Linked DNA regions of Mus musculus: region 1 is linked to region 2. The links are chromatin contacts, found by Hi-C or POLR2A ChIA-PET in ENCODE. All regions are on one chromosome and are shown on one strand. Each heading gives the region's core, a stretch centred on a gene start or an enhancer-like site at or near the end of the contact. The rest is flanking DNA. Distances are from core to core; before and after follow the strand shown. Region 1 holds the start of Ldlrap1 (low density lipoprotein receptor adaptor protein 1). Region 2 has its middle 31 kb from the start of Man1c1.

Evidence for each region. A loop is a pair of places that touch in the nucleus more often than their neighbours do. ChIA-PET counts read pairs that join two places held with the same protein, here RNA polymerase II (POLR2A).
Region 1: a loop to region 2 is called in a map of heart, with 1.8 times the contacts of the local background. The contact joins the promoter of Ldlrap1 here to the enhancer-like site in region 2. A Hi-C loop is called at or near these places in 1 of 37 maps with a recorded cell type or tissue (heart). POLR2A ChIA-PET finds 5 or more read pairs at or near these places in 3 of 5 experiments (Patski and embryonic stem cell).

What each region holds. Positions count from the first base shown.
Region 1 is chr4:134,762,198-134,769,588 of GRCm38, forward strand. Ldlrap1 (low density lipoprotein receptor adaptor protein 1) reads right to left here and starts at 5,807. Exons shown (of 9, transcript NM_145554.2): 1 at 5,619-5,807. The coding sequence starts at 5,703.
Region 2 is chr4:134,731,942-134,739,469 of GRCm38, forward strand. No RefSeq gene overlaps it. Among named protein-coding and RNA genes, the nearest start is that of Man1c1, 31 kb to the left of the region's middle. Within about 2 kb of position 2,835, at least 1 of the 3 ENCODE cell types and tissues checked has a DNase peak (open chromatin) inside an H3K27ac peak, as active enhancers do; it is heart, where a contact is called at or near this core.

The DNA of each region.
Region 1 (7,391 bases), core at 4,557-7,056, 33 kb after region 2:
TGATCTACATAGTGACATAGCTGCAGGCTAGCTAGGGCTACATAGTAAGACTGTCTCAAGGATAAAATAAAACAGAGACAGCAACTTAACCTTCCGGGACCCACGGGGCTGTTTAAACTGCGGGTGAAATAACTAGACAAGGTAGGTGGCTGAGGCCAGGCCTGGGGCAGGTCTATGCAGGCTCTCCCAATCCTGGTTGTTGCTGTTGCTGCATCACCCACCACCCAGCAGCGGTCTCTGCCTGCCTTTCTTCAAAGGCCCTGCCTTCCAGTCTGCTCCTTGGGCTGCAGGACCAGGAACTGGACCGGCCTCTGGGCTGAGTGCTTGCCCACGGGTCCCTTGCAGCACAGTCTCCTCTCCTGTGCCTCTGGGCACGTGACTTGCTGTTCACTGAGGCCTCTGGCAGCCACAACTTCCCCAAGAAAGAGTGCTGAGACAAACAGACAGACCAGTATGGTCTCCTACCACCAGACACCGCAAACAGCAAGGAGCCAGGGCTGCACCCCTTCCCAAGCAGAACTCCCAGGGGCCCCTGGGCAAACACAGGCCTGCACCCGAAGCCTCATTCCTGCCCGAGTTATTCTCAGCCTCGTGGTGGGCAATGACTCCGCTACTTTCATTTTGCAGTTTTACAGATGACCCGCTGTGGGAGTTAGTTGGGGACAGACCACATGTCCAGTCTAGCTCCAGCTGGTACCATGTGCTCCCTCCTTGTTAAGGCCCCAAGAAGAGTTAAAGCTACATGGGCATCCTGGCCTGCCCCTCGCTGCCTAGAAGACCTGGCTGGCTGGAGTCTGAACATCAGAGCTGCAGCCAATCCACAGGTGTGGTGGGGATGGGCCTGGTTCCCAAGCCTGCTGAGGATATCTAGGAAGCTGCAGGGAGATCCTAGGAGGGGGCCTAAACTCTGCCCTGCCAGGAACGTGGTCACCTTTGACAAATTCGGCGGAGCTTTCAGGACCTCCATGGCAGAGAGTTTCCAAATGCAAGAAGGACTAAGAACCAGGCATTGTGGCCGATGCAAGCTTTAATCCTAGTACTCAGGAGGCAGAGGCAAGGGGATGTCTGCATTCCAGGACAGTCAAGGGATATGTACAGAGAAACCCTGTCTTAACACCCCAACCCCCTCCAAAAAGGACTAAGCCAATTCCAGAAGTTAAAGCCACCAAGATTGTTCTTAAAAATGAACAACTGAGCCGGGCAGTGGTGGCGCACACCTTTAATCCCAGCACTTGGGAGGCAGAGGCAGGTGGATTTATGAGTTCGAGGCCAGCCTGGTCTACAAAGTGAGTTCCAGAACAGCCAAGGTTATACAGAGAAACCCTGTCTTGAAAAAAAAAAAAGAAAGAAAGAAAGAAAGAAAGAAAGAAAGAAAGAAAGAAAGAAAGAAAGAAAGAAAGAAAGAAAAGAAAAAATGAACAACTGATTGTTCCTCCAGCCAGGGCTTCCTCATATCTACATACACTGGAAGAAAAAAGTAAGTGTTCTTGGGCAAGGAAAGGAGAGTCAGTCCCTCGGCCTCCTGAGCCTCAGCTTCCTGGCTTTGAAATGTGTAACGGTACCCACTCTGTGGCACTGTCACAGGGCAGACGAGCTTGTACAGGACCCTGCCTGGCACAAACCAAGAGCCCCATGAGAACCAGCCACTGTCACTGCCACCCAACAAGCACAAAGGGCTTTAACGCACACGGGCAGGCAGCTTATGGAGTTTTATGGGAAGTCACTATGTCACAGCACTGGCAAGAAATAGAAACAAAGGGCCCTACACAGCAGCCCCAAGACCCAACAAACACCAAGCCCCTTCCAGTGCAAGACAGGGGTGACACATGCACTCCACGGCACCCAAAGAGAGCATCTGACCCCTGTCAACATTGGGTGACCCAACTCCTCAAACATCCTGTTCCTCCCTCAGGAACCAGACCGAGAGGAGCCTCTAGTTTAATGTCCCCCAGAACTGCGGTTCCACTAGCCAAATGTTCTTCTTGCCTTTTCCCCTAAACACACCTGTGTCTGCCAGGTCACCTTCTCAAGAGAGGTGGCTACCAGGGCCTCATTCTCTGATCCCTTCTGTGCAGGCCGCTTCCTCACTGACACTAGCACCCACCCTTCTTTCTGCAGCCTGGCTGCTGGAGGTTACCTCGTGTCCTGTGGTGCCCCTAAACTAGGGAACTCTGGTCTCTGTGTACAGCATGCTCCAGCCATTCAGGAACAAGACAGCTTAGTGTTGACTCTATCCTGAGGCACCTCTGAACTAGGTCCCAGGACTGCCCCACTGTCCACAGCTTCCTTCCCTTCTCAGCTGTCCTGGGAAACCCTCTCATGTCTCAACGGCTACTCCTAGACTAGCACAGTCACTGCTATCTGAAAAAGCTGTCCCACTGCCATTTTATCTTACTTAATGCTAGCATTTTATGCTGGCTCCACCCCCACCAACTATCTGTGGCCTTCTCCCCCTGTCCCTTCCTCCACCAGAACTGAGAACCAAAGTCACACTACACACTCTCAGGGGACACACTCTGACTCACGGTGCCTCTATCATTGTCGCAGGTAAGGTACAGGCAACATTCTGCTTTGTTTGTTTTTGAGACAAGGTATCTCTGTTGTGTGGCTCTGGCTGTCCTGCAGCTGGCTTAGAGACCAGGCTTTACTGAAACTCAGAGATTCACCTGCCTCTGCCTCTGCCTCCCCGGTGCTGGGATTAAAGGATTATGCCCAAGGGTATTTACATGCCTACAGGTAAATAAGAGTAGCTCCCCACCTACCATCACTTTACTGAACCAGGTACTTTGTATTTATCTTTTGGGGGTTGTCTCTGACAGCCTAGCACAACCCACAAAGGAATGAGGGTCACAGTGACCCCCAGGACCTTTAGGAAGAATATCGCTGAGCTGGGAAAAATTCTTGGCAAGGAGCTGAGATGCGATCTTTTGGCCAGTGGGGGTGGTGGCACACTCCTTTGTTCTCAGATCTCTGGAGGCAGAGGCAGGGAGATCCCAGAGTTTGAGGCCAGCCTGGCCTACAGAGTGAGTTCCAGGGCAGCCAGGGCTACATTGGGAAACCCTGTCTCATAAGGGGAAGTGGCCATGAGAAAGAAGAGTCCTCTTCCTAGGTGAGTGGGAAGCCAGCAGGTCGGTGCTTGGCAGCTCCAGCCAGGGTTCTCTTTCTCAGCAGGGGCTGATTCTACCCAGAATCCCTCATCTTTGCTTTGTCCTCTGAGCTTTTGTTTTGTTTTGTTTTGTTTTGTTTTTAATACTCATTATGTCTATGGAGAAGAGTCCCCGTGCATGTGTGGAGGTCACAATTCCTGGGAATCGGTTTTCTCCTTCCTCCAAATGGAGCCCAGGACTAGAACTCAGGTCCTCCCGCCTGAGAACAAGTCCCTTTTCCCATCTAACAGGCTCTGGCCTTTGATCTTAAACGCTAGACCCAAGGGCTGGATAGGTCCCAACCTCTCATGCTGGCCACACCCAAGGCTTTCCTGTCTAACCTGGTCCTGGGGGCCAGCTAGCCAAACCTGGGGTGGAGCTGCCCCCCAACAGCCAGAAAACCCAAGGAATAAGGCTAAGATCCCTGGGCTGGGGAAGCTCTGCCTCAGGCCATGCTCTAGGCCTAGAGTTAGGACTTCATTTCCCGGTCCTATCTCTAAAATGGGTCTGAAGATAAGAATCCCAAGCTTTGTCACCTCCCAGGAGCCAATGAGCTCACAGAAGTCAAATACCAGAGACAGAAGCAGGGGCATGCATTCACTGAGACCACCTCTAGGCAAGTAAGACAAGCACAGACACTCCCACAAAAGTTCCAGACCAAGCAATACTCTTCCCGGCAAAGGAATATTGCGAACTTGACACTTAACCAAAGATAGGCCAGGTTTCTGAGGAGCTCATTGTGAGCACAGAGCTTTGGGAGGAGCAGGGAGAGAGGAGAGCGCTGCATCCCTCCAGGGTACAGACAGGCTGAGGCCCCCATCTCAGAACTGGCCAACCTGATAAGAATCAGGTTGAATCCAGAGGACATGGACATAACTATATGGCGGTGCACACCTTTAATCCCAGCACTGGGGGATCAGAGGCTCAAAGCACACCTGGTCTACACAGCAAGTCCTAGGCCAGCCTAGACAACAAGAGACCTCATCACCAACCTGTAAAATAGACTAGCAACATCTTAACTGACACCTATCCCTGACCAGCCTCATTTAAACTCACTATCTGACACCTCATGACTGTGAACTTCTGATTTGTAGGCTTCCAACTCCCTAGTTCTGGGAGTACAGACACGAACCGCTACACCTGATTTGTTTAGTGCCGATACTGGAACCAAGAACTTAAAGTACCACGGGCTTCCTGCAAGCTAAGGCAAGCATCCTACCAAACACAACACACACATCCCCAGCCCCGCAGGAATTTTATCCCTATTTTCCAGGATAGGAAACAGAATCACTAAGAACAAGTGATCGGCCTTAAGGCTGGAGCTGGAAGGGAAACTTCTCACCATCCAAAATGTACCCTGATGCCCTAGATTCATCCCCTGCTTCCTGGCTCCCTCCCCTTCAGACCTCTTCCCCACCCACCCTTCTCTCTCTTGTCCCAGTAGAAAAACCACAGGGTTCGTCCACTGGAAGAGAAGGTCACACTCAGAAGCCCTGGTCACATCCCACGAATTTTTGAAGGGCTATTTTGGTAGTTAAGTGTGGAAGTCAGTACATGCCCTGCCCAAGGGGCCTCTGACCCCACCCCCGCCAGTAGGCACCAGCACGCGTTCCCGATGCCAGTCAGGGCTAGGAGGAGCCCACAACTGGAACACCACAGTGGGAATGAGGAGGGGCAGGGCGGGCTCCCGAGGCCCAGACACGCTGGCGCTCCAGGGACTAGGAAACTCGGGCTCCCCTGGTGGAGCCCGGCAAGGGAAGGTGCTGACGAGAAGCTGGGGGCGGGGAGGGGGTACTGTTAGTGGGAGAGGTGGGGGGCCCCAGGTAGGTGGCAGGTGAGGGTGTGCCGCGAGCCCGGGTACTTTGGCTTCACATCAGAAAGGGAAGGCCTGGGTGATCATCCCACGCGAATGAAAAGGGAGGAGGGACCTAAGCTAGGTTTCTCAGGCCTCGGGGGAGGGTGCCAGGTGACGGCTCTCCGAAAGTAACCCGAGAGGTGGCTGGGGGAGGCTCCTCTCCACCCTTCCAGACTCCCGGGAGAAATGGCAGCGAGTCTGAGTCTGCCTTTTGCCTAGGTGCCCAGGGACTCGGACCAGCCCCCAAGGAAAAGTACGGAGGAAAACAGGGTTTGTAAATAGCCTGGGCTCCAGCCTCGCCACCTGGACGCGTCCAGAGGGGAGGAAGCGGGACCCTGAATGGCACCCGGGCTGGGATCGCCCCTCGAGGCAGGGACCTGCGAAACTCCAGCGTCCAGAGGGGACCCTGTAGGTTGTGCTGGAGTGGGTAGAGAGGCTCTAGACGTCCCCTTCGCGCCACACCTGGGGACCCCGAGTTAAGCCTGATCCCTGTCGACCTGCCCCAGACGTGCAGCCGGACATGACCCCCGGCCCCGCCGCGCGGGGCGGGACGAAGCCACCCAGTCCACCTTGGCCCGGAGCTCGGCGGAGGCCCGACCCGGGGCGCATACACTCACTGCGGTGCCGGCCGCCCGCCCAGCTCTGCTTGGCCAGACTGGGGCTCCGGATTAGCGCGCGCCCCGCCGACTTGAGCGCGTCCATGGCCCGCTCCGGTTGTCGCCGCCGCCACTGACGCCGCTACCGCCGCCAAAACTCCTCCAGGAAAACTTTCCGCCGGGCCAGGCGGCGCGCGCCCGCTGCGCTCCTCCCCCGCCCTCCCCGCGACGTCTAGGGGCGGGGCCGGAGGGGCTACGCCCACCGCCACGCCCCTAGAGCGCAACCCCGCCCTTCCCGGACCTGGACCGGCTCCGAGGCTGCACGCGCGGTGTTCCTAAACTCAGAACCCACCAAGGCTCCCAGCCCAGCGCCTTTCCCCGTTCTCTAGCTACGGGATCCCATGGCCTTCTAGATAGCTCAGCTAAAAGGCACCTGGATACCGTTTCACCGATGGGAAGAGTGAAAGGTAGAACGATAAGGGTCTTGTTCAAAAATAAGAGAAAGAAAAAAACGATAGATGGGAAGGAGAGGGTCGAGTGGATAAAGGCACTTGCCGCCAAGCTTGACAATGATCCCGGAGACAACACGGTAGAAGAAGAGAATCAACTCCTGCAAATTGTCCTCTGACCTCCTGGCGCTAACAGTGGCACCTCCCCCATTGCTTACATACACAAAATAAATGTAAATAATTAAATAAATATGAGTGAGGGGCGCACCAAAGCAATGGGAGTCTTTGAACGAGGGAATGAAGGCCGCGAATTTTGCTGGGAAGGATCGGGAGTGTATTGGTAGATGCCCTTAGCAGCTTTCTTAGCTGTCCTCTGCCCCCACAGTCTCAGGGACATTGCAACCTTAGACGCAGACTCAGGCATGCTGTGTGACCCAGGCTGTCCTTCCCTGCTCTGAGTCATGATATCTGTCAAATGAAGCGTGATCCTATCTGTAGTGCACCCACCGGCCTGTCTGGGCAGGCCCTCGGTGTGTAGCCTTGCTCTAGCCTGTTTCCAAGGCAGCACCTGCTCCAGCCCCAGGAAGCTGGTAATTTAACTCTAGAGCCAGGAGCGATGGCTCAGACCGGTAATCATAGCGCTCATGGAGCTGAAGCAGGAGGATTCCTGCAAGTTCCAAGGCATCCTGGGGTATAGAGTGAAACTTTGTCTCAGAAAACCCAAATAACAAAGAATTCTAACTATTAAAAAAAAACCAAGAAAACAAAACAAAAAACCAAAAAACCCGCTAACCCTTGGTTCAGACTGTGCCCAAAGGAGTCTGGCGTTCACTACCTGGCTTCCAGAAGCTGGGCTTCAGCAGCGCAGCTGTGACCTCTGGCTAGTTTCAGAAGCCAGCAGATCTCTTCTGGCTGGGAGACACACATGCTGTGTGCTCTAGCTGCCCAAGGAGGCCTGGCTCACATTCCACTCTTTCTAAACCTCCTGTCTGTTCCAAGTGCTCCGCCTGAGTGGACAGTACAGCCAGCCATAGCCTCCTTTACAGCAGGAGACACGACATACCTGTGGTTCCCCAAGAGTCAGAGAGTGATGCCTCAGTGGGAATCCTAGTGGGGGGCATGGTCTGGCCATTATAAGTTTCAGCTGTAAAGGAGGCAAGAAGACCTTTCCCATGGAGCTGTCCTGTGTGACTGGAGTTAGAGGCGATAACTCCTGCCCCTGCCCTCAAAAATCCACCCACCTTCTCCAGGAAGCTCTCCTGGACCACTGTCTCTGGGTTAGATTTCTCCCCATGGGCTCCCATTGCTTTAAACTTGGAACATTATAATGCTGTCCCCCGTGATT
Region 2 (7,528 bases), core at 1,585-4,084:
AGACATCCACACTGATCCTGGGAGGCATTACATTAAGTGGGAGAGTTACCACAGAGAATATGGTTGCATTTCCATCACAGGCCCAGGGCAGAGGAGCACACAGAAAGCAGGATAGTGTTTAGCTGCTGAAGTGAGTGACACAGACGGAGGATGCTATGGGAGTTTCTAGTGTCTGTGGTGGGGTGAATGCAGTAGGTATCACACATGTGAAGGGGATACCAGGAGACAAAGATCAAGAGAACGGACCAGAAACAATACTTGATGTCATCATTGTGACTTTCTCCCACAGTAATGTGAGAGGCCAAACCTGGAGAAAAGATGAAGGAATGCCAAGCCAAACAGCAGACAACCTCTGTCACATTGATTTCAAACTACAGCAAACCAAAGATGAAGGAAACCATCCCTGAAGTGGCCAAAGAAAACCTGTGCAAACTACTGGGGGGGGGGGCAGTGCGGGAGGGGCACACCTTTAATCCCAGCACTGGAGAGGCAGGTAGATCTCTGAGTTGGAAGCCAGCCTGGACTACAGAGTGAGTTTCAGGACAGCCAGGGCTACACAGAGAAACCCTGTCTCAAGGTTGTCTCAAGCATTCACATTTGTGTGAATTTTTAATGTGATCAAAGAAAAGGCCCCACCAACCAAGAAGTCTGCACCTCATGAACTTGCCCTTAAATATGAAAGATGGGCTGAAGAGAGAGATGCATGATGGGTAAACTGAAGTCCCAAGTCTGAATCCTCAGAACCGATGTAATGCCATGCACAGAAGTGCACCTCTGGGACCCTGGCACCCCTATGGTGAGAGGAGAAAGCCCCAGAGTTTGCAGACCAGCTAGCCTGGGCTACACAGTGCTAAAGGACAAAAAGAATCCCAGTTTCAAACAAGGTAGGAGGAAGACTGACCTCTGACCTCCACTCTCACATCACGTCAGGTGTGCAGCCACACTCACACACACAAATGTGTGCACCATGCACACACATCACACAGGCATATGCACAAAGTGAAGAAATAAGGATTTCTGCAAAAGATAAAAATAGTGGAATTTACTGCCGGTAAACCTGCCTTGCAAGAAGACTAAAGTAAGCTGTTAAAGGAACAGAGACGGTATAGGCTAGAAATGTGTGTCTCCTTAATGTAGTGAGGATTTTGGTTTCCTTATAAAAACCCAGTTATGCTATGTGATTATGTTTTGTTCTGGTCCAGGGGTTGGGGCATGGGGCTGCTTCAGATTGTCCACAGCCGCAATGATTTATCTCATGTTCTAGAAGGGACGTGATTTTTGCCAGCTGCAGATAATTTGCATTTGGCATTCTGGGGACTCTTAAGAGGGTATAAAGTCGAGAGCCTGGGACAGCTGCTGGTCTCTGCTGTTGTGATCCCTACCACTTTTGTTATTGTTGGGTTGCTGGATAGTCTGATGAAGAAGACTCGATTTGCCCCAAAGAATTCGATATCCCTAGTCATCAGGAAGTAATCTAAAAAGACCTGTGTCCCTTTCCCCTGTCACCCTCTTTCTCTCCTACCGAGTGTTGGGGGTTCGAAGGGATTTGGGTGCAGAGGAGTGGTAGACAATGGAACCCAATAACTTAATCCAAAAAAGTGCAGCTGCAGCTTAAAGACCAGCAGAGCGGGCGGAAACGTCAGTGAGCGTGAAACTGAAGCTCATTTTCCTAGCCAGGCTTGTGAGCTCAGCCTCTGAAGAGACTGGCATGGAGCTGCAGAGCAGTGGCTCCCTGGCTAAGTGTTTGCTTCTCTTCCAGAGGACCCTGGTTCAGTTCCCAGCATCCATGTCACGGGATTCAAGGAACTCCCACCCCAGCGGATCTGATGCCCTCTTCCAGACTTTGCAGGTACCCACACTCGCATGGCATGCACATGCATGCGCACACACAAATACGTACACACAAATGAAAATAAAACAATTGGTTTTTTAATGTAAATTAGAGAGGAGAAGTATACAAAATCAAACCATGCACCCCAAATAATAAGGCCAGAAGACCAAGGAAACCCCAGTTAGTGTCTGAGGGAAGAATGAAGGCACCCTCCCTCTGGACAGATAGGGAAACTAAGACCCATGGAGGTTGATGGTGCTGGGACTAGCACCCAGAGCCCAGCTCTATGGCTCAGGCCTGTGGTGAGGCATCTGGATTTTGCTGAGCGCCCCCATCCAGCTGTGCACATCTGTCAGCCTCTGTAGGATGAGACAATAACCAGGAGCAGGGGCCAAGTACTCAAAACCTCCAAGTAGAACAACGCTGGAGCCTCCAAGGGGCGGGGCTGGAGCCTCCAAGGGGCGGGGCTGGAGCCTCCAAGGGGCGGGGCTGGAGCCTCCAAGGGGCGGGCCTGGCAACCGTTTCCTGGGGCTGAGCCTGGGCCAGCAGGGCTACCCCTAGGCACTACATTCCTTTGGTCACACCTCATCCTCCGGTGGAGGGGATGGCCCCCCTGGAGGATTACCTCAGCAAGTCCTAACTCCTCGCTCAACCTCCTTCAGGATAAACCGGTTCCTCCCAGTTCTGCCGGCCCCACCCTTCATGTCTGAACCTAGTGTGCGCCCCATGGCTTCCCTACCCTCTAACCGGGAGGAAGGAGTGCTCAGAATCCTCAGTAGCCAGTGGGAGACCTTTGTACACAGAAGCTCTGGCTATGTAAGAGGAAGCTTCCCTTAACCCTTAGGAGCCTCTAGTGAGAGGGGAGATGGCCTCAGGTTCAGGGACTGACAGTCTGATGGAGGAGACCTTTGCCACCATCAGGAGGCTCTGTGAGCATGCCCAGATGTGGGTTGAGTGCGCACAGCGGCCCCAAGTTTACCGCAGTGGGCTCCAGTACCTCAATTGTGGGCGGTAGCCAGCATCCTCACACTACCACCACACCCTGAGGCAACAGGAAACACATATTCCTGCCACACCCGTGCTTCTAGTGAGAAACTGGCCTGCTGTGGCTTCCACTGTCTCCATAGGGGTCCCCTCTTGCGCTGAAACCCATGCCAAGCAGGCCCACAGTGCTTGATACCGGGCAGGCTCAGCCTGCCTCTGCCGGGCCCTGAAGTTGGTAAGGCTCCAGAAGCCTGGCTTGCAAGGACTCACGGTTACAACATTGTCCTGTTGTCACCATGCCCACCAAGCCTGGAGATAATAACAGACAAAAACACAGAGCCCTTCTCTGATCTACCACAGTGGGGAAGCCAGTAACAGCTCTTGGAATTTTGTTTTGTTTTGTATTTTCGAGACAGGGTTTCTCTGTGTAGCCCTGGCTCTCCTGGGACTCCCTCTGTAGACCAGGCTGGCCTTGAACTCAGAAATCTGCCTGCCTCTGCCTCCCAAGTGCTGGGATTAAAGGTGTGTGCCACCACTGCCAGGCTCAGCTCTTGGAATTTAAGCAGAGACCACCTCTGTGGAAATGATAACACCCGGTTTGCTGGGTTTCTAACTCTTACTATTCAGTCCCCTTTCTTAGCTGGTGAGCAGGAAGGCAGGTCTGTCTTAAGTGGGAACCTGACATTGGTCCCAGCTGGCCAGCTGTGGAAGCACACCTGTCCCTACCTCAGTTTCTCAGGCACCTCCTTCATGTCAGGGACACACAAGTGTCACACAGGGCACAGCTGAAACGACTTGTTGGTGAGCAGTAGCAGTGCCGGGCTGCCCAGCGAGCACCCCTATCCCTTACGGCCACGGTTTCCCATAAGGCACATTGTCCACGCCAGGAGCCACAACCTGTCCTCAACTCCACCTTCCCCTGAGCCAGCTTTTCCCGTAGATCCCATGAGCAACTTGGTGTCTCTTCAGTAATTTCCTTTTGTTTTCCACTAAAAAAGTTGACTTTGGAAGTTGAGGAGATGGAAGAATCAAAGATCTGTCTGGTCTAGTCAGGTCAGAGGGCGGAGAAAGCCCCACAGCACATCCAAGGGAATGTGGATCTAATGGCCCGAAGTGTGGAGTGAGTGTTGAAACAGCTAATTAAATTACATTTACTCCATTAATTAAATGGTGGCCTGTGGCCATCTGGAAGGGAAAAACCACCATCAAGGTCAGAGGCCTGAGGGCAGGGCCCAGTCCATACAGCCCATGGGGACAGGAGGTGTTTGAAGGCAGATTCTGCTTCTGTGACAAAGGGGGAGGGGGGGTGCTGCAGGAGTAGAGGGTGGAGAACAGAGAAGGGAGAGAAGAGAGTGAGAGAGGAGACAGTGAGAGAGAAGAGAGAGAGAGAAGAGAGAAGAGAGAGAGAGAAGAGAGAGAGAGAGTGAGTTAGTTCAAATCCTCAAATCCTAGCTCCAGTCTGTGCCTGGGGCCAAGAAACACTTTATATAACCAGGCTAAAAATTCTCTTGCCTTTTTCTGCCACTGGAGCGGTTTGTGGAAAGCCCAATGTAGAGTTAGATCCCTCTCCGGGGACAAATTCCAGAGGCAGCTGTGCTCAGAGCTTCTCCCTCTTCTGCCGGCTGTACACATGCACACAGCCCCGGGGCAGCCTCGGCTCTTTCTCTTATTTTATGGCCTTGTGCTGTATGGGGTACATTTGGCTGCGAGTAACAGAAACTGTGAGACCCGGAGGGAGGGAGCTGGGCTTCTGGTGCCCCACAAGTCTGCTAGGAGTTTTCTCTCATTTCTGCTGATTTCCAGCTAGGATGGTTTCAAGCAAGTGGCCCTGGAGCCAACTCTCCCTGTTTTAGAACAATTGACTGCCTGCACCCTACACCATTTGGGAGGATGTCCTCTTCTCTATAGCTTGACATAAACTCCGGCGAGCATATTGTTACCAGGCATATCAGTGAATGCTACTCCGCAGGGTCGAGAGGTGATGTGGTGCGGCTCTGGTTTCTTGTTAGAACTGGCTTCCTGATGAGAAGCACGGACCATCCACCACTGTCCAGGCGAGGGGCGGGAGATTCTGCTAACCATGCAACCAGGTCTTCCTCTATAGCTTTGTTGGCTTGGTCTCTGGGATCATCCCTGAAGCCATGCTGTAGACTGTTTCCCCTGAGAAGCCAAAGGTGGTGAACCACAAAAGCCTCTTGGAGGAATAAGCGAAGAAGATGAGCTAAAGGGGACAGCCAGCAGCCACGCTGCCACACCTGCTGGGGTGGCTCCCACACACCTACAACCTCTCCCAGTATCTCCGAGCTTCAGACTTCCAGGCTGGTAACTCTGTGCTTTAGACCGGTGTAACTGACCACTTAAAGAGACATCGCCACACGAATGTCGTAGCTCATGCTCCTGGCCACTGCCCAGCTCTGGCCTACGTGCTATGCAGGCATCAGCTCAGCTTCTCCATGCAAGAGCCGTGTGAGGTGGGTTCCATTGCTACCATCTCCCATAGATGAGGAAAAAGAGGCTCCAAGGGTGACAAAGTCCTCTACTGTGTTCTGCACCCCCCTTTGAAGCAACGCTTCATTTTCCATCACCCTTCCCTACACTTCCCCCAAACCCCCCTCTTGTCTACCTACAACTCAGCGCTCGGGTCTCTGTGTAGTTATCCCTATGTGAACCCCAGCCAGAGCAGGTATCTCACCTCTGGGCGGCAATGGCTCTGTCTCCCACACCATCTGTAAAAACATCTGACTTCTAGTTTGTTCTCTCTGTAAGCGTCTCTTCTCGTCTGTGAACTGTGTCCCTCAGGGACCGGAAATGGGGCCCCATACCACATGCCCACTCCCCTAGCCCAGGGCTTGGCATCTGGTAAAGAAGAGATGAGGCCCAGTCCAGACCACCCCCTCCGCCCTCCACTGACAGCTCCTGAGCTGCAGTGGCCCTACCTGCTACAGATGCTCTGTGCAAGCAGGTTTCCCCCATCCCTCACAGCCCCTGCACCCGCACTTCCCCAGCTGCGTCTGCTGCTTCGCAGGCCCAGCACGGATCTCCTCACCTCCGCTCCCAGCCTCCTTCCTGCTTTACTCTTTTATTAAGATTCTAATTAAATAATTCTAATTAAGTGTAATGAGCTGAATCGACAAACTTCTAGCGATAAAATGGCACTCGGGATGTGCTCTCTCCTGATCTCAGACAATGTCGGTGTAGGGTGAGGGGCTCTGCTGCCGGGGGGGGGGGGGGGGGGGGCTCAGTGGGTGGGTCTGACCACCACCCTCACAAAGACATGGCCAGACACTGGCTCAGCTGAGGCCTCCTCTGGTCCAGCCTCCCTTTTTCTCTCGGCTACAGACAGAAGTCTCTTAGCTCCCTGATACCTACGTGTGAGGGTATGCAGCCTCCTCTACACCACACCAGGCATCCCATGACCCCTGGCACAGAACTGGGGTCTGTTAACCATGCAGGCATCTAAAGAGGAAGGCCCAGTCCTTCTCGGGTTCTTCTCAGTCTGAAGCTTTCACTTTTTAACGGCAGGCTGGCTGGGAGTGAGGAAGACACCAGGCCACAACCAAGAGACTGGCAGATAGTTACAGTTACATCTGGCCTCTTCTTGGACTTCACCCTTTCTTGCCTGGGCGATCCAAGTCACTTCATCTCTCTGAGCTCTAATGGCCACTCTTGATCTAATGTCCCCAGTTAGCTAGGTATCAGGTCTGAGAGGCAGCATCTCAGGCTGCCTGGCCCCTTTCCGCTGAGTGACTTGGGCCAAGTACCTTTACCTCTCTGGTCCTAAGCGGGATGGGAACAGTTCCACGTTAGAGGATGGGGCTGGAAACTGGATGAGGTGACTTGTGGAAAAAGCTGTGCCTGGCACACTCAGACACTCACCTCTACTTCATGCCTAAAGTATGAGGTAGGTTCCCATTCTACAGGGGAGAACACTGAGTCACTGTTTGACTAAGGTTATGGGACAAGGGACAAGAGTAGGCTAGGAACCCAGAACCCTTGGGCTTCTAACTGGTTTTGCCACAGTGCGGATGTCCTGGTTATTCTGTAGATTCACTTAGGATTGGTGGAGCCCAAACCTTCAGTCTTCCCAACTGGGAGGGGAGGGTCCCGCTATGACTGGGAACTGGAGGTATAGGGATTGCCAGTCTCCAGTTTTATGACTCTGCATCTGGGGACCAGAGTTTGGGCCTCTGTTTCAGCTGTCAGATTCCCAAGGGGCTAACCCTCAAGTCCCAAAGTCCGTGTCTGCCAAGGTCCCAGGAGCCCCTACTACAGCCCAGAGAAGACACAAGAGCTGCGGTCGGAAGAGTAGAACATGCCTCTATTAACCATCAGGAGGTAGAGAGAGGCAGGCAGTTCTCTGAGTTCCAGGGCAGCCAAGGCTACACAGTGACGCTGTCTCAAAAGACCAAAGGAAAGAAAGCATAACTCTGGGCACCCCCCCCCCAACAAGAGATGCTCACAGACACAAACATACATGCCTATCTGTGCCCTAACTCACATACATGTGCCCCATTAGGATCCACATAACTATAACACACAGAATCTAGCACTTGCTTTCCTGACCAAAAAATGTCATTTGAGATGCCTATATCAGCTGGGCGGTGGTGGCACACACCTTTAATCCTAGCACTTTGGAGGCAGAGGCAGGCAGATTTCTGAGTTTGAGGTGAGCCTGGTCTACAAAGTGAGTTCCAGGATAGCCAGGGCTATACA